3 separate regions of the Homo sapiens genome follow, and regions 1 and 3 are each linked to region 2. A link is a loop called in an ENCODE intact Hi-C map of the cell type or tissue named here. Cell type or tissue: heart left ventricle. All regions are shown on one strand. Each heading gives the region's core, and the rest is flanking DNA. Links, peaks and the distances in the headings are about the cores only.

Region 1 (6,282 bases), core at 399-5,398, 82 kb before region 2:
TGAAGGCTAAATTGCAGTGGTAATGGCTGCTAGGGGCTTTGTTGTCAGAAACTGGCGCCACTGAGGGCAGGCCAGCTGCTGAGAACATCCCTGGTGCCTCTTGGGCTCCTGTGCCCTGCTCCTTGGACCTGGTGCCCCTGGGGGACTGCTTCACCTGGCACTGTCCTCTACACAGGCTGCTGCGGCTCCAGCATTCTGACCTCTGGCCGGGGGCAGTTCATCCCAACTGTAGGATGGCTGTTTCCTCTTCATTCTCCAAAGTGCGGCAGCACTCAGCCTGTGACTTTTATCCACACTGACTGCAGGTTCGGTGTGCTGGCAAGGACGTGTCACTCTACAGAGAATAACCGGGGCCAGAGACCCAGAGTTGCTCCTGTTTACTTGGACATGCCTTCCCCCTGCTTCACTCCAGCCTGACTCCAAGGAGCAGGGGGCGAGGACAGAGGAACAATTAGAGTTCAAACACACTCAAAAATCTGTTCCAGGTGGATTAGACTTCAATGTGAAAGCAAAATGGAAAAAGATTTAGAAGAAAAGACAGCAGAACATCTTTATGACCTTAGAGGGTTGGAGGATTTCTCAACAAGACACGTAAAGCACAGCCATAGAAATGTCCAGACTTGCCTATAAGTAATAATATAATAATGTCTTTCAGTTGTTATTAATAACTTCTTTCAAAGCAAAAGACAAGCTACAGAACAAGGGAAATTGTTTGCAATTCATTTAACACATACAGTCATGCCTCGCTTAACAGCAGGGATACGTTCTAAGAAATGCGCCATTAGGCGATTTCCTCATTTCAGCATCTTGGAGGGCGCCCCCACAAACTTGGATGGTACCGCCTGTCACACACCGAGGCTAGATGGTGGAGCTTGTTGCTCCTAGGCTACTAACCTGTACAGCATGTTCCCATACAGAATACTGCAGGCAATTGTGACATAATGGTAAGTATTTGCATATTTAACATACCTAAACATAGGAAAGGTACAGTCAAAATATATTAATAGTATTATCATCTCATGGGACCACTATTGTATATGCAGCCTGTCATTGACCAAAAGGTTGTATGAAGGGCGTGACTGTAAAGCATTCGCATTCAGCATATAAAAAGAACTTCTACATATCAAGAAGAGAGAGATGAGCAACAGGGGCAAAGGATATTGACAGGCAATGTACTGGAAACAGACACAAATGTCCAATAAGCAAGATGCTCAGAAATCAGTAATTTATCTGCTCTACTGAATGGATTAGTCCCCTCATCAGGCAAATCTGCTGCGACCACTTACAGTGGTTCTCTACCTTAATATAAGCACACACACTCATCATACCCCCTTCTAGCTCCTGCCCATCCCTCCTCTGTCCTTTCAAAGGATTGTCTGCAGCCATCGTCTCCCAGGCCCTTCTCAACCCTTTCCAACTGGGCATTAGTCCGCAGCACTCCCAGGGATAACCAGTGAAATTCATCATAGTCCTTCAAATCTGCCAAATCAAATGCTCAATTCTCTATTCTTATCTGGCTTTATCTTGCTGGAGCATGCAACAAGTTGCCCATTAGCTCCTTTTTGAAACACTCTGTCCTGGCTTCCATGACACACCAACTCTTGCTGGACCTCCAAATGTTCAAAGACCCCAGGGCTGGGTCCTAGATCCTCCATTCTCTGTATTTTCTTCCTAGGCAATGTCATTTAATCTCACACCTCCAAACACTACTTACAACTGGTGATTTCTGAATTTATGTGTCTAGCCCTGACCTCTCCTCTGAGCTCCAGACTCAGATCCTGTGGCTTAGTAAATATCTCCATTTGGATCTCTGAGGGGCATCTCTAGTCATGCCCCAAATTAAATTCTTGAGTCACCCTCCCCACACCTGCTGCCCATCCCACACATACATAGTGTTCTCTAACTCTGTAAATAACACCACCACCTATCCAGGGGCTTGAGTCCAGCACCTGCAGGTCAATACTTTCCCAACTCCCACGTGCAAACCATCTGCAAGCTCAGGGGGCCCTACCTCCAAATATATCTCAAGTCCACACACCTCTTTCTTTCTCCCCTCCTATCTCTCTGACCCATTCTCTCTCACTTAAACTGACACAGTAACCTCTCAGCTTTTCCTGTCCAGCAGCCAGAGGATCTTTTTATGATATAAATCTAATAATAGCGCCAGCTTAAAACCTTCCAATGCCTTTTCATTGAACTTGGAACAAAATACAAATGGCATAGAGACTTGGTTCCCCTCCAGCCCAGCCTTTTACTGCTGTCTCTTGCCCTCACTGAGGTTATGCAGGCCTCGGGCTTCCTGTTCCTGGACCCAGCTCTGTCTGCTGGGAATGCTGTCACCCAAAACTCACACTGCTGACTCCTTGTCTTTCAGGCCTCCCCTTAAAATGTCATCTTGGAGGAATGGTATGGCCTGAACCCCAGCCCGAGTCGTCTTCCACAGCGCCATCCTGCTTTGCTTTCTTCCCAGCACGTACCTCTGGAATGATCCGATTTCTCACTAACTGTCCTGGCCCCCTTGAATGGATGGCCCAGAGAGACAAGGCCTCCTTCACAGCGGATGCTCAGAATTTAACTAAATGATTTAACGAATAAATTTAGGTAAAACTAAATTTACAGTGGAGTTTTGTCTTTAGGGATTGAGTGACAAATTCGAATCATTCGCTGCTTGTTTCCCAGTCAAAACTGCCCTTGTGTCTGAGGTGTGTGAACCAGGGCAACTCCATCTTGAATAGGGACTGGGTAAAATGAGGCTGAGACCTACTGGGCTGCGTTCCCAGATGGTTAAAGCATTCCAAGTCACAGGATGACATAGGAGGCTGGCACAAGATACAGGTCATGAAAACCTTGCTGATAAAACAGGTTGTAGTAAAGAAGCCAGCTAAAACCCACCAAAACCAAGATAGGGATGAGAGTGACCTCTGGTGGTCCTCACTACTACAGTCCCACCAGCACCATGACGGTTTACAGATGCCATGGCAACGTCAGGAAGTTACCCTATATGGTCTAAAAATGGGAGGCATGTATAATCCACCCCTTGTTTAGCATATAATCAAGAAATAACCATAAAAATGGGCAACCAGCCGCCCTCAGGCCTGCTCTGTCTATGGAGTAGCGGTTCTTTTATTTCTCTACTTTCTTAATAACCATACTTTCACTTTAGGGAGTTGCCCTGAATTCTTTCTTGCAGGAGATCCAAGAACCCTCTCTTGAAGTTGGGGACCCCTTTCCTGTAACACTTGCAAATCTCTTTCAATTGCTTGTAAAGGACAGTAGAAAGCTGTGTGGGCCGTAGCAGCTGCTGGCCAAAGGGTGCTTTTGAGCACTTGAAATGTGGCCCGTCAGACTGAGGAACTAAATTTTAAATTTTATTTAATTTTAATTTATTTAAATGTGAACTTAAAAACTGAAGCCTGATTCAGTTATTGGAAAATTCTTAAGTATGTTTGGAACAACTTAGATCTGTGCATGGAACTCTTTCAAATGTAATGGTCTGGAATCTAAGTAAGGATCAACTGTTCTCAGTGAAACTTCAGTGCCCCATTGAGACGTGCTGTGAAACACACACCGAACTTCCAAGGCTGAGTGAAAGTGAAGGAATATGAAATAGCTCATTAATCATTTTAAATGTTGAATGTATGTTAATATATGTAAATATGTTGATATAATAAATTGATAATACTTAGGATACACTGAGTTAAAGAAAATATATTGTTCAAATTAATTTCACCTGTTTCTCTTTACTTGGGATGTGGTTAGGGAAAGGGTTTAAATAACATATATATCTCAAATTTTATTTTTATTGAGTGGCTGTGATAGTTGAGTGTCAACTTGATTGCATTGAAGGATGCAAAATATTGATCCTGGGTGTGTCTGTGAGGGTGTTGCCAAAGGAGATTAACATTTGAGTCAGTGGACTGGGAGAGGCAGACCCACCCTCAGTCTGGGTGGGCACCATCTCATCAGCTGCCAGTGTGGCCAGAATAAAAGCAGGCAGGAGAACTTGGAAAGACTAGACTGGTTTAGTCTTCTGGCCTCCATCTTTCTCCCATGCTGGATGCTTCCTGCCCTCCAATATCGGACTCCAAGTTCTATAGCTTTGGGACTTGAACTGGCTTCCTTGCTCCTCAGCTTGCAGATGGCCTACTGTGGGACCTCACCTTGTGATGGTGTGAGTCAGTACTCCTTAATAAACTCCCTTTTATATGTACATCTATCCTATTCATTCTGTCCCTCTAGAGAACCCTGACTAATACAGTGGCACTGGGATATTGGAGACTAATATGTACCTCATCTATCAATAAATCACATAACTAGTTGTTTTGTTTCTTCTGCTAGGAGAATACTGTTTCTTTGGTTCAGTACCAGACTTGACCTGGGGCCCATCTTGAAGAAAAAAATAAATGGCTTTAAAGAATGGAACCCCACCCAGGGTGGCAAAATGCCCACAAGAGACTCAGGAGGATGGAGAGCAGCTGAGTGAACAGCAGGGCCAGGTCTTCTAACTCACTGCTGGGCTCCAGGAGCAGAGCCGTATATGACATTATCGTCTGCTCTGTGAATTGTTCTTCTCTCTTTCCCCTCTTCCCTCTCTGTTTACTAAGTATGTACAATTATACTTCTCTCTCCCCATAGAAAGATCTGGAAAATGATTTTCACCTGAGAGTTTTTGAATGGTACATGTTGGGGACATTTCTCTTTGGAACATTTCTATATTGCTTCATTTTTAAAATGAGCATTTTCTTTTGCCAAAAATAATGGTTCTTGTAACAAAGTCTAGACATTACAGAAATATATAAAGTAGAAAATGAACCTAAAGGCAGGAATACCAGTTGACCTAGCAATCCCATTACTGGGTGTATACCCAAAGAAATAGAAGTCATTCTACCATAAAGGCACATGTACTCGTATGTTCATCACAGCACTATTCACAATTGCAAAGACATGGAATCAACCTAAATGCCTATCAATCAGTGATAGGCTGGATAAAGAAAATGTGGCACGTATACACCATGGAATACTATGCAGCCATAAAAAGGAATGAGATTATGTCCTTTGAAGGGACATGGATGGAGTTGGAAGCCATTATTCTCAGCAAACTAACACAGGAACAGAAAACCAAACACCACATGTTCTCACTTATAAGTGGGAGCTGAATGATGAGCACACATGGACACAAAGGGGAACAACAGACACTGGAGCGTGTTGGGGGTGGGATCGAGGGAGGGAGAGCATCAGGAGGAATAGCTGAGGGATGCTGGCTTCATACCTAGGTGATGGGATGATCTGTGCAGCAAACCTCCATGGCACACATTTAACTATGTAACAAACCTGCACACCCTGCACATGTACCCCTGAACTCAAAATAAAAGTTGAAGAAAACAAAAAGAAAGTGAGATGAAAGCCCCTTGTAATTCTATCCTAGAGGTAATTTCATTTGTTGTATACATTTCCACACACACACATAGATATAAATACAGATTGAGCATGCCAAATCAAAAAACCTGAAATCTGAAATAGTCCAAAATTCAAAACATTGAGCACCAGTATAACACTCAGAGGAAATGCTCATTGGAGAATTTTGGACTTTGGATTTCTGGATATGGGATGCTCAACCGGTAAGTATACATAAGGCGAATATTCCAAAAACTCCATATCCAAAACACTTCGGGTCTTAAGCATTTTGGATGTGGGGTACTCAACCTGTATCTTTATATATTAATATACCCATGATTTTTCAAGTAAAATGGAATCATATTACACACACTGTCTGTAACCTGAGTCATTTACTTAACAAATTTCAGGCTTTTCAGGCTGGTAATAGACATCTCTACTATTCTTTTTAATAGCTGTGCAATATCCCAATATGTGCCTGTAGCATAATTTATTTACTCCTCCTTTATTGGTGAATTCATCTCTTTTTGCAATGATAAACAATTTTGAGGTGAATTTATTTGTGTATGGTTCTTTGCTTGTTTGTCTCATTTCCTGAGGTGGAATCTCTGGGCCAGTTTTATGCACATTATAATGGCTTTTCCAGGTCTCATTTCCTGGAAAAGTTTCAGATTTCCTTCCAGAAAATTTTGGCTAATTTATACTTGCACCAACAATGTTTGAGAGTACCTGTTTCCCCACACCCTGGCTAATATTGGGTATTACCCATAGTTTTATGCAAAAATAATTCATTCAACAAGTATTTATTAAGCACCCACCATATGCCACTGTTAATTTGCACTTTAAAAATTGTCAATGAGGCTGCTACCAATGTATTTCTATGTGTTT
Region 2 (6,282 bases), core at 370-5,369:
CGTCAGCTTGAAAATAGTTTTCAAGATCTTTACATAACCTAAGATCTTAGAGTGATTTCAAACTGAGTTAATTAAGGTGTAATTTGTGAATACCTGGATGATTTCTAAGTAAGATAGAATATTGAAACTCTGATTACTGAGCATAATTTTAAGTTTATATACTTTTGCTTATTTTTATATGCTAGATAGAGGCAATATCTTTGGGTCATGCTAATAAACATGTTCATTTTTGCTACATTGGAAAGGGATGTGTCTGGCTTGTAGAAAGTGGTATGAAGACATTGCTAGGATGCTAACATGTTCACGTATGACAGGCAGTGAAACAGAACTCTCGGGATATTCAGATCTAGAGAGAGAGATTTCGTATAGGGAACTGGCTCCCATGATCACGGAGGTTGACGAGCCCAAGGTCTGCAGTCAACAACCTGGAGACCCAGGAGAGCCCCTCCTGCGGTATAAGTTCCAGGCCAAGCTGTCAGGCTTCAGACCCCAAAAGGGCCGATGTTTCAGTTTGAGTCCAATGGCAGGACAAGACCGATGTTCAGCCCAAGGTAGTGAGGGAAAGGAGTTCCCTCTTAGTTGGCATGGGCAGGAGGCAGTCTTTTTTGTCCCATTCAGGCCTGAACTGGTTGGGTGAGGCCACCCGCATTGTGGAGGGCCATGTGCTTTGGCCAGTCCACAGATTCAAATGTTAGTCTCAACCGGAAACACCTTCACAGACACACCCAGAGTAACATTTGACTAAATACAGGGTAGCCTGCGGCCCAGTCAAGATAGCACACAGAATTCAGCACCACCCTAGCCCCCAGGTTTCTATTCTGAAATATAGGTGAACACACTCGTAGCAGCAACAGCAGGGAGACGCATCCAGGCCTGCCTGTGGTTTTGGTAAGGAGAAAGGTAGTTTTGTCCTCAAATGGTGGTTTTACCTTTTTGATCTCTGGGCACCTTTAACACTCTTAGAACTTAACAAAGACCTCAGCTTCTGTTTATGTAGGTCATAGCCATATTTATTACATTCAACACTGAGGTTGAGAACTTTTAAAAAAATATGTATTGTTTCACTGGAAAGCAGCAATAATAAACACATTGCATGTTAACATAAATGAAATCTCAATATTATTGCAAAATCAATTTTGACCTCGTAGACCCTCTGAGATCTGTTTCAGAATAGGATCATCATGAAGGACAAAAATTGGAAAAAGATTTTTATTTGCCTGATTTTATGATATCTGAATCTGAAAATAAAGGCTTTGAAATGTGTAAAATCTCAGCGAGGGCCACTGAATTTTGATGGGCTTGCCCCGTGGTGACTGTTTCCGACCTTTCCCTACAATATGCAGGGTCATCTTCCCTTCTCAGTCACCCTCGATGTCTGAGTGGGCTTCTCAGCCTCCATGGTCGCCAGGTGACATCCAAGCATCCTGCCTGCCTTCCCCAGGAATCCTGCTAGGTGGATTTGGCCACAATCCCCCATGGCCCTGAGATTTCCGCTTACTCATTTTCCATCCACTGACCCCACCCTACTCCTTAGCTACAAATTCCAAGTGCTTGTGCTGTCATCAGAGCTGAGCTCATCTCCCTCCACTGCGAGACCCACAGCAGCAGTCCCTGAACCTGTGGCCACTGCCCCTTGAGTAAATTCTGCTTTCCCTCTTCAGCAAGTATCATTGGATCATTTTTCTCTTTCGCCGTAGCTTTAGCTGAGTAATTGGAAGTTTCAAGCCTTCAAAAACACAAGAAACGCCTGCTGTACCCTACTTGCAGGGATGTGTAGAATCAGGTGCAATAATGTGAATCAAAGTATATTTAAATATTGTGGAAGTAAAAGGAGACCACTCAGACGAGAAACGCAGAACCTATCATTCGGAGCTTGCTGTAGCGAGGGCATCAGCTGCCGTCTCAAGAGCTTGAGAGGTACTGGAAGGCAGGCAGGGGAGTGGGAGAGATTTATGATGAAGACAAGGGGAGGCTCCTGCAGGCACGCCCTGAAGGTGGCTGTTGGCCTGAGGATGCTGCAGGCTGTGGCTGAATGAGGCACGCCGTGTGACCGGTGAGGGAGCGTGTTTGGCTCTCTATTCTTGCTCCTGAGTTGGAAGTAGGGACAAAAATTTGGGAAATTATTAATCTAGTCTGGACCATCGGGCCGATTGTTCCAGAATTATTGTTTGCAATCTGACTTCCTGCAAGTTTGACCTGCATTAGACGGCTGCCCAGGCTGGGCTTTGTGTCTCCACCCGGAGCTGGCTTCCGGGGCAGCAGCTGCAGGCTGTGTGTCCAAGCTCTGTTTTTATGTCTGCCCTGGCCACTGTCCATGTGTACATTTCGTTTCTCCACATGTATTAAAGTACTAATAATAATTCCTAATATGTGACTAAACTGATTTATGACATTAGTGTCCAATATTTCTGAAAATAGAGTATTTTTAAGCAAAATTCCAAAATATTAATTGAACTAAATAGACACTTTCCCAGAAACTTCCTTCAGAAAGCAACAGCTGCTGCTATTTAAAGATTTCCCTGAAATCAACTGCCCGGAAAGTTGAGCTGGTTTAATTGTGAGGTCCTCCGGGCTCGGGCTCAGCAGAGAGGGTGGGAGTAGGAACAGGTGGCTGGACTCAGTACCCAGGCCACTCTGTGCCCGGTGCCTGATTCTTCTATCAGAAGTCACAGAATTGGGAAGGAGCTCAAAAAGGGGCTTGTCCGGACCTCTCCCTGGAAGAGTACGTCTACATTATTTGTTAAGCAGTTCTACTGAGACCACAATCATCTTACTTGGCAGCTGATTGTGGATTCTAACTTCCAGAAAAGTCAAGTGGGAGGAGAAATTATATGAGGAGCCAAAGGCAGCCATGGGAACAAGGCAAGGAGTCTGTCTGTGGGACTGAAGGCTCCACACGAGGACGTCGCGACTGTTCTGGAGCCTTCGCTGGCTGAGGCTGAGTCATAGGAGACTGTACTGTCAGCGGGAGACCTCCCACCAGGCCTGAATTGGCCGACCTCACAGTAACACACACTCAAAAGCCCTTGGCTAAACACTCTTATTCCTGTCCTCTCTTTAAGACTTCACTTTCTTAGCAGCAGGCGTTGCCAAGGGATTTTGTTATTTTTAATAGCTTTATGGGATATGTAATAGTCTGTTTTCACACCGCTAAAAAGAGCTACCTGAGACTGGGTAATTTATGAAGAAAATACGTTTAATCACCTCAAAGTTCCATAGGCAGTACAGGAAGCATGGCTGGGAGGCCTCAGGAAACTTACAATCATGGTAGAATGCAAATGGGAAGGAAGCAAGTCTTTGTATGGTGGGGCAGGAGACAGAGAGAGAGCAAAAGGGGAAGTGCTACACACTTACAAACCACCAGATCTCGTGAGAACTCACTATCCTGAGAGCAGCACGGAGGAAAGTGCCCCCATGATACAATCACCTCCCACCAGGTCCCTCCCCCAACACTGAGGATTACAATTCAGCATGAGATTTGGGTGGGGACACAGAGCCAAACCATATCAGGGTGCAAGTGCATACATAGCTTGTGTAGTGGTGAAGTCAGGGCATTTAGAGCATCCATTACTAGAATGACATGTTGTACCCATTCAAATATTATTTTTAATGCACTTTAGAAAATCTCAAGCGTATATAAAAATTGTCACTTGCACTACAATAAAATGCTTCCCCTCACCCTAACCATTTGAGAATAAGTTGAGGTCATGATGTTCCATCGCCCCCAAATGGCCTCAGTGTACATTTTTTATGCATTTTTTATGAGGGGTTTCTCTCACACAGTTACAAAATGCCTATCCAAGTCAGGAAAATTACATTGTTACATTATACATTATGTAATAATACATTTCAGAACCATTACCACTATCTTATCCTTAGGCCCAGTTTAGCATTAACCCTTAGCCTCAAGTTTAGCGTGATGATGAATATACTGATTAATAGAATCAAATAAATAGCCTTTCCATATGTCTATGATAACTAACTATAAGATGTAATTTAGAAACATTTCTCACATATGAGAGGACTTTAAAAAGTTTATGAAAAAATGGAATTAAGAGATAAAAGTTTAAAATATGATTTTATTTCTCAACACGAGTTCCATCAAGTTCCAGACACTTTTGTAAGCAATGATACCATTCACTTAGTCCATCCCTAAAGAACTAAGTGTCCTGGGAATTTAACCATGTCAGTGCAGTCTTTTTTACATTATTAACTGGGAAAAAATGGGTGTCTTTTACAGATTTTTTAAATATTAGGAAGTAAAGAAGTCAGAAGGAACCTATCCAGGGTGGATGGTTAAAGATTTCCCATTGAAACTCTCGCAAAATCGCCCTCACTTGATGAGAGGAATGAGCAGAACCTTTGTTGTGGTGGAGGAGGACTCTCTGGTGAAGCTTTCTCAGGTGTCTGTCTGTTAAAGCTTTTGCTAACTTTTTACAAGCACTTTCATAATAAGCAGATGTTATCGTTCTCCGGCCCTTCAAGAAGTCAACAGGCACTATGCCATGAGCATCCCAAAACACTGTTGCCACGACCTTTGCTCTTGGCCAGTCTGCTTGTGCTGTGACGGGGCCACTTCCACCCTCGGTAGCCATTTCTTTGCTTCTGCTTTGTCTTCAGGATGGTAAAGGGAAAGTTCAGCTCCCATGGCAATTCTTTGAAGAAATGCTTCTGGATGTTGATCCCATTTCTTTAAAATTTCCATCAAAAGCTCTGCTCCTGTCTGCAGCTAATCTGGGAACAATAGTTTTGGCACCTGTGGAATAGAAAGTTTGCTCAACGTTATTTTTTCAGTCAGAATTGTGGAGCTCAACCTATTCAGATTTCTATAGTGTTGGCTATTGTTTCTGCTGTTAATCATTGGTCCTGTTTAATTATTAAATGAACACAACTTTTTTTCCTCAAAAATTGATGTAGATGGTCTACTGCAGAGGGCTTCATCTTCAGAATTATCTCATCACTTCTTAAAACAAGGTATCCATTTGTAAACTGCTGATTTCTTTGGGAATAGCATCTCCATAAATCTTTTCATAAAGCATCAGTGGTTTCACCATTCTTCCACCCAAATATTTGAGATCAGGTGCAGTGTTTCACACCTGTAATCCCAACACTTTGGGAGGTCAAGGCAGGAGGATTGCCTAATACCATTTTGAGATCAGCCTAGGCAACATACCAAGAGCTCATCTCTACAAAAAAATTTTTAAAATAGCTGTGTGTGATGGGACACACCTGTCGTTCCAGCTACCGGGGAGGCTGAGGTGGGATGATTACTTGAACCCAGTGGTTTGAGGTTACAGTGAGCTATGATCATGTTATTGCACTCCAGCCTGGGTAACAGACCTGGTAAGACCTTGTCTCTAAAAAAAATAAAAAATTTAAAAAGTTGTTTGTTCTTGCTTCTGTCTTAGCAGAATTCATGTTGTTCTGACAGGTGCTCTTTTCAAACTGATGTCTTATCCTTCTTAGTGCCTCAAACTATATCCTGTCCAGACATGTTATAACAAGTTAGTATGAGTTTATTTTAGTGCAAAAAAATTGAATTCACATATAGTTTTTTTCATAATATGCATTTTTCATGGACTTTTTGAAGACCCCTCATAATGACAAAACTATACTCTACTAGGGATATAACCCTAACACACCCAGTGGAAAATATACAAAAGATGTCTGGTTTTAAGAAAATGTAATAAAGTTGGGCATTTCTTCTTAGAGGCATTTTTCAGAAATGGCCCCAAAGCTGAAAGAATAAGAAACAGAAATGCTTACTGTATTATACAAAATATGAATACATTTGAAGTCCTGATGCTCTGAACAGGAGAAAGAGCTGCTGAAGGCAGTAAATTCCCCTTGTAATGGATGAAGTTGTGAAAGGAAGATACACTGTTTAGTTAAAAAAAAATAAAAACAGACAGTGCAGAATGACTTCTATAAAATCGTTAAATTTATGTGTTAAAGAAACAACACACAAAATCGTAAAATGACACTACATGGTTTGACTACACCGTGTACAGTCACCGACTGCAGAGCAATGTTTGGGTCAATGGCAGACTACATACATGGCAATGGTCCCATAAGGTTATAATGAAGCTGAAACATTCCCGTTGCCTAGTATTTACCATACTGTACATTTTATTATTATCTTGGAGCATACTCCTTCTCCTTATTAAAAAAAAAAGTTAACTGTCAAACAGCCTCATGCAGGTCCTTCAGGAGGTATCCAGAAGGCATTGTTCTCACAGGAGATGACAGCTCCATGCATGTCATTGCCCCTGAAGATCTTGC
Region 3 (6,282 bases), core at 366-5,365, 63 kb before region 2:
TAACAAAGCAACACAAACTGTGTGGCCTAAAACAACATAAATTTATTCTCTCACAGTTTTGGAGGCCAGAAGACAGATCAAGGTGTCAGCAGGGCTATACTCTCTCCAGAGGGTCTTCCATGGAAGATTGCATTCATTGCTTTTTCCTTCTGGTGACTGACAGCATTCCTGGACTTGGGGCTGCATAGGTCCAGTCTCTGCCTCCATCTTCATATGGCCTTCTCCTTTTCTCTGACTCAAATCTCCTTTTGCCTTCCTCTTATGGGGACATGTGTTGGCGAATTTGGAACCCAGGGTTATCAAATCTCAAAAGCCTCAACTTAATTACATCTATGAAGATCTTACTTCCTAGTAAGGCTGTATTTGTAGGTTCCAAAAGGTGGACATAGCTTATCTTTTTGTGGGCCACTGTTTCAACCCACTACAGCATCTGTTTATTGTCTTTTCTTATTCAAGTTGCAATCATCCTAGTTCCTGGTATATTCAGCAGTTTTGAAATCATGCCCCGAACATTTTCAGCATCATGTTGTAAGACTGTGGGTCCTCTTCAGTCTTTTTGGACAGGCACTTACCTGTTTATGCATTGCATGTAGGCATGGGTGGGGGTGGATGTTCAGTTCCCTGCTGGGCCCTGCCAGTATGGGAAGGAGGTGGGGCAGAATTTGGCTGTGACTGGCATTGCCACTAGCATTGCTCCCTCATTGCCACTGGGTGAGGATGAAAATTTGGCTGCCAAGGACCCAACATGTTGATTCAGCTGTTTTTTGATACTGTCACTTAGATTGGAAACATTTTTATGTGACCAAAATATTAAATTATTAAAGTTTTAGTTTTGAAAATTACTGTAATGAGAGATGTTATAAGATTTAGGGGTAGAACAGGAAAGGAAAAGGTCAAGCACACTTGTTCAACCTATAGCGAGATAATGAAAGAGAATTTGTATATTTTGTCTTTTATATGGCTTGGCTGTTTCCCCACCCAAATCTTATCTTGAATTTGTAGCTCTCATAATTCCTATGTGTTGTGGGAGGGACCTGGTGGGAGATAATTGAATCACGGGGGCAGTTTCCCCCACACTGCTCTCAGGGTAGTGAATAAGTCTCATGAGATTTGATGACTTCATAAGGGGTTTTCCCTTTCACTCATTCTCTCATTCTCTCTTGTCTGCAGCCAGGTAGGACATGCCTTTCACTTTCTGCCATGATTTGAGGCCTCCCCAGCCACATGGAGCTGTGAGTCCATTAAACCTCTTTTTCTCTATAAACTATCCACTCTCAGGTATGTCTTTATCAGCAGCATGAAAACGGACTAATACAGTCTTATCTGGGGTCAGTATGGTGTCAGAGCATTCCCTGGGGGAAAATTGATTCCATCAAAATATCCTGATTGGCAAACAATGATGCGGTCATGATTTTAAGAAATTTAGTGGGGAGATTGTGGCTTCTGGATTGGAAGGCCTGGGCTGGAATGTTGATCCCCACTGACCACTGGCCACATGATGGTGTGACGGTGAGTAAGTTGTTGGTTATCTCTGAGTCCTCAGTCTTCCTCATATAAAGTGGAGGTGATGTCTATCTAACAGCACTTTTGTGAGGATTCAGTGATGTAATGTGCATGGGAACAATTCATCAATCACAAAAAATGTTTCTTGGAAGTCAAGTATAAAGCCAAAAGACAAAGAAAATAATTCACATTGAAATAGTCACTTTTTGAAATATCCAGTTGTTGAGGGGAGAGCTGAGGAAAAACTAAAAATTAAAAAAAGAACAACAACAAAAATGAAGTCCAGATGTGGTGGCTCATGCCTGTAATCCCAGCACTTTGGGAGGCCAAGGTGGGTGGATCACCTGAGGTCAGGAGTTCGAGACCAGCCTGGCCAACATGGCAAAAACCTGTCTCTACTAAAAATACAGAAATTAGCTGGGCGTGGTGGCGGGTACCTGTATAGTCCCAGCTACTTGGGAGGCTGAGGCAGGAGAATCGCTTGAAGCTGGGAGGCAGAGGTTGCAGTGAGCCGAGATCACACCACTGCACTCCAGCCTGGGTGACAGAGCAAGACTCCGTCTCAAAAATAAATAAATAAATAACTAAATAAACAGTGAAATATCCATTTGTTGATCCATTTATTGATAAACAATTATGGAATGGTTTAGTAGAAATAGGATAGTGTTGGGCATCAGAAATATTTGCATCCTGCCCTGCTACCGACTTACTGGAAGGGCAAACAAAGGACTGAGGGATTCGAATCAGAGACTGTTTTTACTGGAATAGCCCTTCCAGGCCTTTCATGCAACCCCTTGTGTCCAGATGAGAAAACTGAGGCAGCGACTAGTGACTCACTAGTTACTGAGTAAGTCAGTAGCAGGACATCATGGAAAGAGGTGATGGGACATTTTTGTCTTTTCAGAAGAGAGCACAGCTGGAATTACAAATAAAATGGCATCATTTGATTCCATTTCTAACCGCCTTTGGAATGGTGTTTTGGAAAGAACACCAATCCATTGCTAAGACTGTCCCTAGGGAACAAAAGTTCTCTATCTAGAGATGTTCTAAGATACGATCATGAACTTCTCCTGCCTTTCTGGAGAAATGGGAAAAATCACACACTTTAATGTAAATAACACCCCCCAGCCTGATCATATCAATGTGTTGAACAGAGGTAGGTACAGCTTGTCTACAGCCAGAACCAGTTTGCATACAAAAACTTGCAACAAGCTGACAGTTGCTGAAAGAAAGGTTCTTGTTTCCCAGAGAATGTTGGTGAGTCGAGTCCTTTGCAGGTGAAATACTGATGACAGGGTTTATCTCTACAAGTCTTTGCCAGCTCCCCAACGACCTTCCATTCTCTCTTCACCATAACTTTTTCCCTTTTGATAAACTGGAATTTCAATGCATTGAAAATTTCTTGAAAGTGAGTCATTTCCTGGGAATTGGAAAGCGTTTTGTTTTTTGTTTTGTTTTGTTTTGTTTTCCTCTGTAGAGACTTTGGTTTCCTTCAGGGCTGACATTCAAAATACTGTTAACAACCTTTGAGTTTGGCCCCTGGTCGTGACTAGCCTGACTACACAGAGGCAGAATATGAGCCCTGGCTTTCTGTGACACTCAACCCAGACACTTTGGTAATGCTGTTCCCTCTCCACACCACAAAAGCGCAAAGAGCCCTTGCTGAGCACCAGGAGGCAGTGGTGTTCTCTGTGTGCACACATATTCTGCACCTGTGTATGTGTGTTTTGCAATGTGCTGCAGTAGGAAAGGGTGAGAGGGCAGACTTTCCTAGACTCTGTTCTTAGACATAATCCATCACGGGCTGTGATGGTGAATCTTATGTGTCAACTTGACTGGGCCACAGGGTGCCTGTGATATCCTGAGATATTCAGTCAAACATTCTCCTGGGTGTGTCTGTAAGGGTGTTTTGGGAGAGATTCGCATTTGAGTGTGTAGCTTGATTGTAGCAGACGGGGCTCCCTAGATGGGTGGTGGGTGTCCTCCAACTCTGAAAGCCTGAACAGGACAGAGGCTGGCTCTGCTCTGAATACACGGAACTCCTCCTGCCTGCCTGCAGCTGGGACATGGGCTGTTTCCTGCCTTAAGACTGGAACTGAAACATTAGCTCTTCCTGAGTCTCCAGCTTGTAGACTCTGCAGGTCTTGGGACTTGTCAGCCTCCATAATCACATGAGCCAATTCCATATTATAAATATCTCACACACACGCACATACACACACGCATATATTCACACACACAAATACACATGCACACACACACCACACATACACTCACGCACACACATCCACACACACGCACACACACATGCACACGCACACACACATGCACACGCACACATACACGCACATCCTATTAGTTTCCCTAGAGAACGCTGACAAATACGCAGGCTCTGAGGTTATGTTTCTTCAAAGCTTATGCTATCAGACAATAGCAAGCTTCGAATGCTGTTATTTTCCAGAGTTAATTAGGTTTTCATCTCTTTTTATTAAGGAAAAAAACCATGTTGCCTCTAACTTAATATTTAAATATGTTTATTTTGTTTGTCATCCTTAGAATAAGACAGTTTTCCTTTATACAGAATGTTCCATAATTCGGCGTCTGCCCCAAGGGTGGGAGTGAGTGGAGAGTGCAGGCTCTGCCGGCGGCCCTAGTCCTAGCCTGGCGTGGCGTCCGCCTGTAGTAACTGGCTCTCAGTACACTTTCATGCAGCTTTCTCTTCTGCTTTAGATGATCTCCTGTTGGAAAGAACAGAGTTTCTTGAGAAACTGGGTGTTTCATTAACTGTTCTTAGAGCCTATGTTTCAGACCCACCGTGGCTCACTCCACCAATAAGCATGGGCTGTGAGGCTGACGGGTGTGGCTGGTAGCATTAGACTCCCCTTCTTTGAGTGTCCACGCCCCACACAGATGCCTTCTTAGGGCTGCACAGGGTGGCCTTCCCCAGGTGCAGGGGGTGAGTACCAAGCGCTCCCTGTGTGCCGGGCCCTGCACTCAACCCTCTGCAGACAGCATCTCCTTCCATCTCCTCAACACCCAGTACAGGTGCTGTGATTATCCCACTTTGAAGATGAAGAAGGCTTAGGATGCGCGGTCATTTGCCCAAGGTCTTCCCAAGGTCACACAGCTCATAGGGGCCAAGTTGGGATTGGAACCCAGGTCAGACCGGCTCCAAGCCTGTGCTCCAGCCCCACCCAGCCCCCAACAGAGCCTGATCCTCTGGCTCTATGAGTGGGTGTGGGGCTCAGGGAGCAGAATTCTTGCTTTCAGTTTCCCAGGAAGGCGCTGGGTGACTGGAAGGAGAGACAGGGAGAGGCACCTTGAATGGAATGAGGCCGGTTGGTCATCTGAGTGGGAGGTGCTGGGATGGCCCCTGGGGGTGCTCCGGGTGTGCTAGGATTCAAGAGGCCCAGAGAGGGCCAGGCTGGCATGGGCATGGGGGTGGGGGCTCAGATGAGCCTGGCAGCGTGCAGTGTGAGGGGAGATGGGCACCAGCAGGATTGGGGGGACACCAGGGGACAGGAGGAACTGAGCCCTCAGTTGTGGAGGGAGGGGAGAGCCCTGTGGATGTGTCCGGGGCAGGAGGACGGAGGGGGCGCTGGCTGCGTCAGGCTGCCTTTGGCTCTCCTGTGGGGCCACCCTGTCCAGTGTCATTTCCCCTGCATTCTCCCTCAAAACCCATTGACAACTCCAAGCTTGGCGGAGCTGGGCTGGTCCTCCTCCTCCTCCCCTCACAGCGGCCGGCTGTGGATCTCATTCCTGGGATGTCAGTACCAGGAGGTTGGGGACTCCTGGTTCTTCACTGTCCAACATTGCCAGGGCTCTGGAAGTCCCCACTGTCACCTCCGGGGCTTCTGTTGCCGACGGCCACACCTAGAGGTGCTGGTGACGTACAGGAGCTTCATCAGTGCAGAGGCCCCTGTCTTTTGCTGTTAGAGTTATAGGAGAATTTGTGGTTCTCCCTGCAGAACAGTCAAGTCCCAGGGAACTGGAATCTTGACAAGGTCAATCATGAAATTGTATCTAAAGCAGCAGAGGTTGTCCTGGACAGCAGCACAATCTGGGAAATTGGCTGTAGCTTGAACGACCGCTCACTGCCCTTTCTACACCGCGTGTGTTGGCCTGGTCCCTGCTGCTGGGGCACGAGCAGACCTTGTGGCCTGGGGTTTTGTGGTCCTGGGACTGACACTGGCCTGGCAAAGTCTGAACATGGGGGGCTAGGGGCCCCACTTCAGAGAAGCTCCTGGCCTGTGCTCGATGACAACTGGTGTAGCAGGGAGGTCTCCAGCGACGCTTCCCGGGACCGTCCTCTTCGGCATTTTAACAAAGGACGAGCTGGCCGGCTTCCCACGCTTGTGGACAGTGAGGGGCTGGGAGCAGCAGCCGACAGGCTGGATGGAAAAGTCAGAACCCCAATGCTTTAAGAGGGGACAGGGAGGCCCACCTAACTGTTCTCTAGCAGGTAAGCTCCCAGGCAGGGCTCTCTGTTTTATGTAGAAACCCCAGAGCCTAGGACAGTGCCTGGCACGTGGTGGGTGCTTGGGAAGCACCAGTGGAGGTGAGTGAAGGTGACAGGGTCTCAATGTCTGGCTCTGTGCTCGGGCTATGAAAAGCCAGCCATGTGGCTCGGCAATGGCTCATTTGCCAAAGTCTTTGGAGTTCACAGACAGCAGCTCGGGATTCATGGTGTGACGCGCTCCAGACGGAGGGTCTCAGGCTGCGTGGACGGGCAAGTGCTGCAGGGTATGGGGGGAGGGGCTGGGCACACTGGGCTGCCAT

Evidence for each region. Peaks named below come from ENCODE experiments on the same cell type or tissue, not always from the same donor. Only the 100,000 strongest peaks of a DNase experiment are listed, where the experiment ranks them.
Region 1: a loop joins it to region 2, with 2.1 times the contacts of the local background. A loop is called at or near these places in 25 of 110 quality-filtered maps.
Region 3: it touches region 2 in a loop (2.3-fold over the local background); 6 of 110 quality-filtered maps call a loop at or near these places.

Annotation. Positions count from the first base shown.
Region 1 is chr13:110,922,462-110,928,743 of GRCh38, forward strand. No RefSeq gene overlaps it. Among named protein-coding and RNA genes, the nearest start is that of ANKRD10, 11 kb to the left of the region's middle. In heart left ventricle, for the core only: a CTCF peak has its summit at 2,908 (motif pointing left); no DNase peak of the experiment used is centred there.
Region 2 is chr13:111,004,026-111,010,307 of GRCh38, forward strand. No RefSeq gene overlaps it. Among named protein-coding and RNA genes, the nearest start is that of LINC00431, 41 kb to the left of the region's middle. RefSeq lists a silencer at 3,288-3,417. In heart left ventricle, for the core only: no CTCF peak of the experiment used is centred there; DNase peaks (open chromatin) are centred at 2,226 and 2,936; H3K4me3 peaks cover 339 bases; H3K27ac peaks cover 2,614 bases.
Region 3 is chr13:110,941,309-110,947,590 of GRCh38, forward strand. It overlaps LOC105370364 (a long non-coding RNA gene), which reads right to left. Exons shown (of 3, transcript XR_931732.3): 3 at 4,148-4,241. Among named protein-coding and RNA genes, the nearest start is that of LINC00431, 22 kb to the right of the region's middle. RefSeq lists an enhancer at 1,024-1,273. In heart left ventricle, for the core only: a CTCF peak has its summit at 3,177 (motif pointing right); no DNase peak of the experiment used is centred there; H3K27ac peaks cover 553 bases.